Linked DNA regions of Mus musculus: region 2 is linked to region 1. Evidence: chromatin loops called from intact Hi-C (ENCODE). Cell type or tissue: left cerebral cortex. All regions are shown on one strand. Links, peaks and the distances in the headings refer to the core of each region. The heading gives the core; the rest is flanking DNA.

What was found. A loop is a pair of places that touch in the nucleus more often than their neighbours do. Peaks named below come from ENCODE experiments on the same cell type or tissue, not always from the same donor. Only the 100,000 strongest peaks of a DNase experiment are listed, where the experiment ranks them.
Region 2: a loop joins it to region 1, with 12 times the contacts of the local background. A loop is called at or near these places in 13 of 42 quality-filtered maps.

Annotation. Positions count from the first base shown.
Region 1 is chr9:53,216,092-53,220,415 of GRCm38, forward strand. The region is part of intron 9 of Ddx10 (DEAD box helicase 10); the gene reads right to left. Among named protein-coding and RNA genes, the nearest start is that of Ddx10, 30 kb to the right of the region's middle. In left cerebral cortex, for the core only: a CTCF peak has its summit at 2,288 (motif pointing left); DNase peaks (open chromatin) are centred at 1,781 and 2,312; H3K27ac peaks cover 473 bases.
Region 2 is chr9:52,299,694-52,304,017 of GRCm38, forward strand. No RefSeq gene overlaps it. Among named protein-coding and RNA genes, the nearest start is that of Gm25562, 11 kb to the left of the region's middle. In left cerebral cortex, for the core only: no CTCF peak of the experiment used is centred there; a DNase peak (open chromatin) is centred at 2,261.

The DNA.
Region 1 (4,324 bases), core at 1,107-3,606:
CAAAAAGTCCAATAACCCCATTAAAAAATGGGGCTCAGAGCTGAACAAAGAATTCTCACCTGAGGAATACCGAATGGCAGAGAAGCACCTGAAAAAATGTTCAACATCCTTAATCATCAGGGAAATACAAATCAAAACAACCCTGAGATTCCACCTCACACCAGTTAGAATGGCTAAGATCAAAAATTCAGGTGACAGCAGATGCTGGCGAGGATGTGGAGAAAAAGGAACACTCCTCCATTGTTGGTGGGATTGCAAGCTTGTACAACCACTCTGGAAATCAGTCTGGCGGTTCCTCAGAAAATTGGACATAGTACTACTGGAGGATCCCGCAATACCTCTCCTGGGCATATATCCAGAAGATGTTCCAACTGGTAAGAAGGACACATGCTCCACTATGTTCATAGCAGCCTTATTTATAATAGCCAGAAGCTGGAAAGAACCCAGATGCCCCTCAACAGAGGAATGGATACAGAAAATGTGGTACATTTACACAATGGAGTACTACTCAGCTATTAAAAAGAATGAATTTATGAAATTCCTAGGCAAATGGATGGACCTGGAGGGCATAATCCTGAGAGGTAACCCAATCACAAAAGAACTCACATGATATATACTCACTGGTAAGTGGATATTAGCCCAGAAACTTAGGATACCCAAGATATAAGATACAATTTGTGAAACTCATGAAACTAAAGAAAAACGAAGACCAAAGTGTGGACACTTTGCCCCTTCTTAGAATTGGGAACAAAACACCCATGGAAGGAGTTACAGAGACAAAGTTTGGAGCTGAGACGAAAGGACGGACCACCTAGAGACTTCCATATCCAGGGATCCATCCCATAATCAGCCTCCAAACACTGACACCATTGCATACACTAGCAAGATTTTGCTGAAAGGACTCTGATATAGCTGTCTCTTGTGAGACTATGCCAGGGCCTAGCAAACACAGAAGTGGATACTCACAGTTAGCTATTGGATGGATCACAGGGCCCCCAATGGAGGAGCTAGAGAAAGTACCCAAGGAGCTGAAGGGATCTGCAATCCATAGGTGGAACAACATTATGAACTAACCAGTACCCCCCGGAGCTCGTGTCTCTAGCTGCATATGAATCAGAAGATGGCCTAGTCGGCCATCACTGGAAAGAGAGGCCCATTGGTCGTGCAAACTTTATATGCCTCAGTATAGGGGAACGCCAGGGCCAAGAAGTGGGAGTGGGTGGGTAGGGGAGGGGGGGGGGGTATGGGGGACTTTTGGGATAGCACTGGAAATGTAAATGAAGAAAATACCTAATTAAAAAAATGCATGCCTGTAACCCAAGTGCTGGGAAGAAAGGGAAACAGGACAATCTCTTGGGCTCACTAGACACCAATGTAGAAAACAACAACAACAAAAATAAAAATAAAAATAAAAAAACCTTAAAAAAAAAACCTTTATAAAACAGTCTAGTAATGATAAAAGCAAAGAATAAAAGGAAAACCAACTAATTGCTCTAACATATCTAAATGTGATAAACGATACAGAAAAGAGAAGGGCACAAAGGAGTGGAAATACTTGAGGAGGAGGACAGAAATAGCCACACAGATAACTGTGGGAAATACATTTTACCAGAAACTAACATAAAAGATACTAAGGTAACAATATGTCTGGCACATATATATCTGGCCTGGAACAAGATGGGTGTAGGGGATGGAGAAAGTGTATAGGCCTATCACTGACTGAACTGAGAAGCCCTCACAGGAGTCAGAAAAGATCCTCCTGCCTGCTAGACTGAGCGGACCATAGGAGACTACGAGCAGAGGAGGTGCTGAGAAGCATCAGAACCTCTGTACCAGCTGCTGCAGCCCAGCTCTTCAATGCTGCAAGTTACAAAGCAAAGGATTCTCTCTGCCCTTTCACTAAGCCTCCAAAGCACAGTTATCAACAGACATATGCCAAAGGCCACATAAGGAAACAGTTTCCTCTTTGGGAGAAACAGACTAGTAGAAGTTTAAAATTTCCAGCTAAGTGAATTTTTAAGAAGAAATTTCACTTGCAAATACTGTTACCTAATAAATATAATACCTAATAAATTCACATTAGGCTTAATTCTTATGGAAATTGTTTTTTCTATTATTTCAGATTGCAAAAAGTTAAAGATTCTAAAAAAAATTCTCAATGATTCCTTAAAATATGAGCATTTTCTGCAAACCACGAACTCGTCCCAATTTAGGAATTTTAACCAATTTCCAGCTTCATACTTCTTGTTAAGATGTATATCAAAGGCATGTGAAATACAAAAGCTTGGTTCTGCTGTCCCCTAGTGGAATCACTTTGCTATCTAAATTAAGACAATATTTTGAGAACTACAAGTACTTTTTATACTCTAGAACAAGAAACAGTTATATAAAACCTCAAGCACAAGGGGTGGGGGTAGGGAGAGAGGGACCTGGGAGGGAAAGTGGATGTGAGGGGGTTGGGGGAATAGTATTGGGTGAGGAAAAAGGACTGAAGCCCTGAGGACCAGCAGAAAGAATTCAAACAGGCAACCTTGGGAGATAAGAGATTGGGGGGTGGGGGGACCCTCCAGAATGCAACAGAGACCTGGAAGGGGGTGAGAGACTCTCAGGACTCAAAGGGAGGGGCCTTAGATGAAATGCCCGACAGTAGGGAGAGGGACCTTATAGAGTCCACATCTGGCAGAAAGACAGGGCATCAAGAGAGGGAGGGGTTGCCATCCCACAGTCAAAACTCTGACCCATAATTGTCCCTATCTGAAAGAACTGCAGGGATGGAAATGGAGAGGAGCCTGAAGAAAAGAAGGTCCAGTGACAAGCCCAAAATGGGATCCAGCTCAAGGGGAGGTCCCAAGGCCTGACACTATTACTGAGGCTATGGAGCACTCACAAAAAGGGACCTAACATGACTGTCCTCCGAAAGACCCAACAAGCACCTGAAAGAGTCAGATGCAGATATTTGCACCCAACCAATGGACAGAAGCTGCTGACCCCTGTGGCTGAATTAGGAAAAAGCTGGAAGAAGCTGAGGAGGGTGACCCTGTAGGAGGACCAGCAGTCTCAATTAACCTGGACCCAAGATCTCTCAGACACTGGACCACCAACCGGCAGCATACACCAGCTGATATGAGGCCCCGCAACACATATACAGCAGAGGACTGCCAGGTCTGGGTTCAATCAAAGAAGATGCACCTAACCCTCAAGAGACTGGAGGCCTCAGGAAGCTTAGAGGTCTGGTGGGGACATCCTCATGGAGATATGGGGGGGGGGGGGGGGGGGGGTCAGAGGGTGGACCGGGAGGGGAATAAAATCTGGAATATAAAATAAATAAATGATTGAATGATTAAATTTAAAAACAAAACAAAACAAAATCTCCTGTCTTCTACCCTAGCCTCCCTTGTCTGGTATGTGCCTTCTTTTTAATTATAAATTTTCTGTATTTCCAACTGTAAATTTTTAATTTAAAATAAAAAAATTCAGGCTTTTTAGTACCAAAACCTGCAAGCCTTAAAGACAATTGTTTTTAAGTGGCAAATGTACTGCAGGATAGATCCCTATAACTATCTTCACTCACTTGTCTCAAAAAGGACTTCATTTGTTAAGTGGATTAAGGAAAACTTTTCTTTGTTATAGATCCAGTGAATTCATTTAAAAAAAAAAAAGTCAAAGAATTCAGTAAAACAGTAAATGCTTGATAGAAATAAACACCTGGACCATCCTTTATTTCTCCTTGGTGAGTCACAAAAAAAAAAATAAATAAATAAGCCAGATCCTCCAACTTTAGTAATTTTTCTAACAAATCCACTTTCTTTCTTTCTTTATTTATTTATTTATGTTCAATTCCAAAAGCAAACACTTTCTGGCAACTTGGTTTTAATTACAGCCTAACACAGGATTTTAATTAGTTTCCATTTTTAATTTAGCCTTTGTTCAACTCAATTATTCAGTCTCATGGCCCACGAAGCTTTCTCATTATCTTTAAGACCATTAATGGTCATTTTAAACCAAATCTAACATTACATATGCTAACCTTTTCACTGACTATACATCTGAAATAGTCAATTCAGAATTTGTTACTTACGTATAAAGGGTCACACTTCCACTTTAAAAGTTAATGACTGTGTTTAAAAAACACATTAAAATAGTCTTTAAAATAGTATTCTCATATATAAGTATATATGAGAATACTATTTTAATATATATATATTTCTCTTCAGACTCAGCATTGCAGTGTTGTTCTAAGTCTCTATCTACAAGCATTATGATCCCGTTTAATGCTCACCATAACATGTTCTACTTACTACGCTGTATTTCTACCAACTTCTCC
Region 2 (4,324 bases), core at 982-3,481, 920 kb before region 1:
ACTTAGCTAGACTGAGCAGGCTTCGGTGGCTGACTGGGAATAGACGAAGATAGTTAAGCATGACATTTTGGAGGAGTAACAGGCTGCTTAGAAATGAAGATGTTTGTTGACATCGAAATTTCAGTGGAGGAAACACCTAACTCCTTTTTCTGCATTAGTTTTAGCATTTTTCCCCCCCAAGCTGACCTATTGTCTCCAGGAGGTCACCCCGTTTTCCCAGCTTTGGTCTTGAGCTTCCCCTGTTTGCCCACAGTGATGACTGTAGGCACCTGACACAGCTTCTGTTGCGTTCTGCCTGTACCATGGCACTTGCCTGTGGCTTTGGCTCTTGGCTTAGACTTTAGTAGTTTTGACTGAAGCAGTAATGAATTTGCTGGTTTGGATATCCAGTTCAGCATGGGAAATGATTTTTCTCATTAAGAAAAAGATAATTCCATACCACAAGCAATATGTCTAAACCAAAGATGGAGGAGGAAGAGGTTAGGATGTGTTTAGCCTCTAACTCAAGGTGTGTTCTCGTTTGAAATACATTGCTCTCTAGACCAAGGAAAAGACTACATGTGGTCAGAATCACAAAGGATAATATTTTAGAAATCACAGAGACTGCCAGATACCTTGAGGGAACGGAAAGAGAACAAGATAAAATGGGAAATATGATTGTTTCCAGAAACAATAAATCACTGGCTTTATTTAAATCATAAAAATTGTTACTGATTAATCATCCCACTGTTTATTCTACGGAACATATTGATTACTGGGGATATAGAGATGAGGAGGATATTGATCTCTCACAGCATCTTTGGGGGAGACAGAAACATGGGGCAAAAGATCATATGATGTGTCTTGTGTTATAGCAGAGGTGTGTAGATACTGCTATGGGAATACCGATGAGAGAAATTAATTCTGTCCAAGTGTGTGGTCAGGGCCAGATGCAGACAGGAAGTGACATTTGAGCTGGTCTTTAAGTAATGAATAGGAACTCCCCCAGTAATCATTAGGGGGACAAACCAGGAGCGCAAAGCAGAGAATCACGTTATGAAAGAATCACAGCACCCGCCTGAGAAAAAAATTCTCACGGGGTAGACTCAGAAAGGAGCTGGCCCAGAATCTTTAATAAGAAATCACAATGTAGGTTACCAGGAGATTCTGGAACACATTTTGAAAAAACATGGTTTATACACACTCAGAGGGAAATATAATCGTTGTTAGGGACTCATGATGTCAGGTAGGAGGTATGTGTCCAATAAATATTAAATAGAAAGGAAAAATCAGCGAGGGAGATTTCTAGTATAAAATAAACATCTAGGTAGCAGAAGTGAACAGCTGGAACCTGTTTTGGAAATAATGCCCTCTGCCTACTGCGATTATGTGCATGCTCCCAAGAAATGAACTAGAACCTACGTGGCCAGAAGAAGATGATAATAAGCGATATAAAGCGTGACTTGAATATGTCAAGATGTTGGGTTCAGGGAATCGAAATGTAAAGACATCCATTTTTAAGACTGATTTAGAGCTAGCTGGATTGTCGTTACAACGACAATCTCAGTGAATCCCAACATATATAAGAACATTGAGACCACATAAAGGCAATTTTGAAAAACAAGGACTAATGGGAGAGACTTCTTGTTCATGGATATAGATTAAAATAGCTGAGATAGAATGCTATTGAAACCAGACCTTAAAGATCACTAGAACACCAGAAAGAGCCCAGAAATTAATTTTAACTGCCAGAGAATAAGTCACAGAAACTAACAGCAGAAGTAATTTATTCTGTAAGTGACACTGACAGAGTATGTGAGCCATAAAGATCACAATCACACCTCTATGCTGAGCTGCACTTAAGCACTTGATGTTATTGTATTAGTCAGGGGTCATGATCACAAGACAGACGGACTCTTCAGAAGAGCGTTTTATTATAAAGATATTACCCAGAGTCTGTCTGAAGGTCCAGGCTGGAGATACGGTCTGCGGGAGCAATGGCTAACAGTAGAGCGTGAACTGGTCCAGTGAACAGTAGAGTGATAATCACAGCTGACACTGTTACTTGGGGATTCAACTTTGCTGCCACTCAGCCCTGAAATGCTATGTTTCTCCATCAGCCGCAAGCTGATTGCCACCAGAGACTTTCCCCTAGCTGGCTCTTCAAGATTGAAGTCTCTGGTGGGTGAGTAAATGTGGTTGGACTGCAGGCCTATGATAATGCAAGTGGACATTTCTTTCTTTCTCCTTTGAATAGAAAGGACCAGAGACTGGGCTCAGTGTGGGTGTTTGAGATATTCTGGATCATTCTCACAACTTGAGGATGGCCGGTAGGATTAGAAGACACAGTGTTAGCTCTTTTGTTCAGAGAAGAAAACCAAAGATGAAAAATGTTTATAAAAAAGTCACCAAGTCTCTGAAACCAGGAAGTGATCAAGTAAGGATTTGAAGTCTTTCTACCTCCAAAACTCGTATGCCACTGGCCAAGGACACACTGTATGATGACACACAAAGGAGGAGTTCTTGGGCAAATCCTAAAAACACAGTTTTCAAGTTCAGCGAAGCTGGAACAGGGCTCCTTGAGAAGGAGCAGTGGACAGGATGATAGTGTCAAAATTTATTGTGTCCACCTCAAACACAGATTGAACATACAGACCCCAATGTGATGATATTTGGAAATGGAACCATTGAGAGAGAATTAGCTCTTAATTTTGGAGTCCCATGATGGCATTAATGCACTCATAAAGAGAGACACAAGAGAGAAGGTAGATTGTTCCCTCCATCTTAGGATCCAACCAGAATATGACCATCGTTAAACCTGAAAGAGACACTGGACCCAACAGTCCCTTGATCTGGGACTTTCCAGCTCCTCAAAGCCACCCAGTTTAAGGTGCTTTGTTATAGCCACTTAAGCTGATTAACACAGGGGGTGTGGTTTGGAATCCAGAGCAGAAGAGAAGAAATGAATGGCGAAGGCTATTAGATTTATGGCCCCACTGTGTTTCATGTGAGGAAGAACCCAGCACCAATAATTACCCACCAGTGTCTTTTCTGAAAACCCTTCATCTCTGATCTTCCCTCCTCTCCTCTGCCTTGCTCACCTATTCCCTTTCCCCTTCTCATAGTACATAAACATATCTACTGTAACTAAATGTCCACTTAGGGGAGGAGCAATAGGGATATAAAATGGTGAGGAATTGTCTTATATGTGAGGGGAGGAATTGGAATATGTTACTGGTGGGTGAGCATAAGGGAAGACAGAAAAAATGTTTGCAAGCATCTGGAAGGCAGCATGTGAGACAGAAGTTAGAAGTTTTCCTCTATCTCTCCCATACTCCAGAAGTGAGAAAGAAGGCTCCTAGGCTGGAGTGAGGTTTGCACTCAGCCTTTAAAACATATCTGCCACGGTTTGAGAGCCATATATAAAGGCAATGGCCAAAGCAGGGGGACATTGACACAGACTCCCCCTGAGTTCCACAGGAGGAAATTCTCTGTGGAATCCAGGGGCTCAGGGAAGTATGACTGAGAAAAGAACGAGTCTTTTGATCTTTAAATTATCTTAAAGTAGAGGGCAGATAGCTGGATGTAACTTCAGTCTTGATTATTTAAATAAGCAGTGTATAATTATTAAAAATGATTTATCCAACAACTTTTGAGGCCACAACAACTTCTGATAAGTGCAGGATGAGAGGTGACCTCGTTCAGAGAGATGCTGTGTGACATTGGCATCAGTTTTCTTCTTCAGGCTAAAACTCGGCAGTCCACTCCATGGTGAGCAATGACGTTTTACTGAGTGAAACAAAATAAAGAGCTATGAAGAGCACAGAATTGATGACACCAGGAAGACAGAGAGAGAAAGGGAAAAGCAGAATTTCTTTCCCAGGAAGAGCAACTAGCTATAAGGCAACAATCCCAGTAAAACTATTAAGTCTATTTTTATAATTATTGGACATCTGTGGTGTGACAGAAATTATATACCAAGTCTTACAAAAACCATTTCAGTTCATTTAAAAAACCCCAGGATGTGGTATGCATATAATTGCCCATTCCATAGATAGATGTGAAATAGTTGCTAGCAAGCCATGTTAGAAATATTAAACAGGCCATTTATATATATTACACAGAGATCTTCAGCATCTGAAATTCATCTCTAAGAGTTCATATCCGAAGCTCATGTGACAAGGAACTATTTTTCTCATGTTATAGTAATTAGACTCACAGATCTATCTGCCATCTCTCTTGGATAGAGCTGGGCTGAGCCAGATGGATCCAGTTTGGATTGATGGGGTTTCTCAATGTTTATAAAGAACAGTTTTGTGCTTATGTACCCATCTGCTTGGTAGTC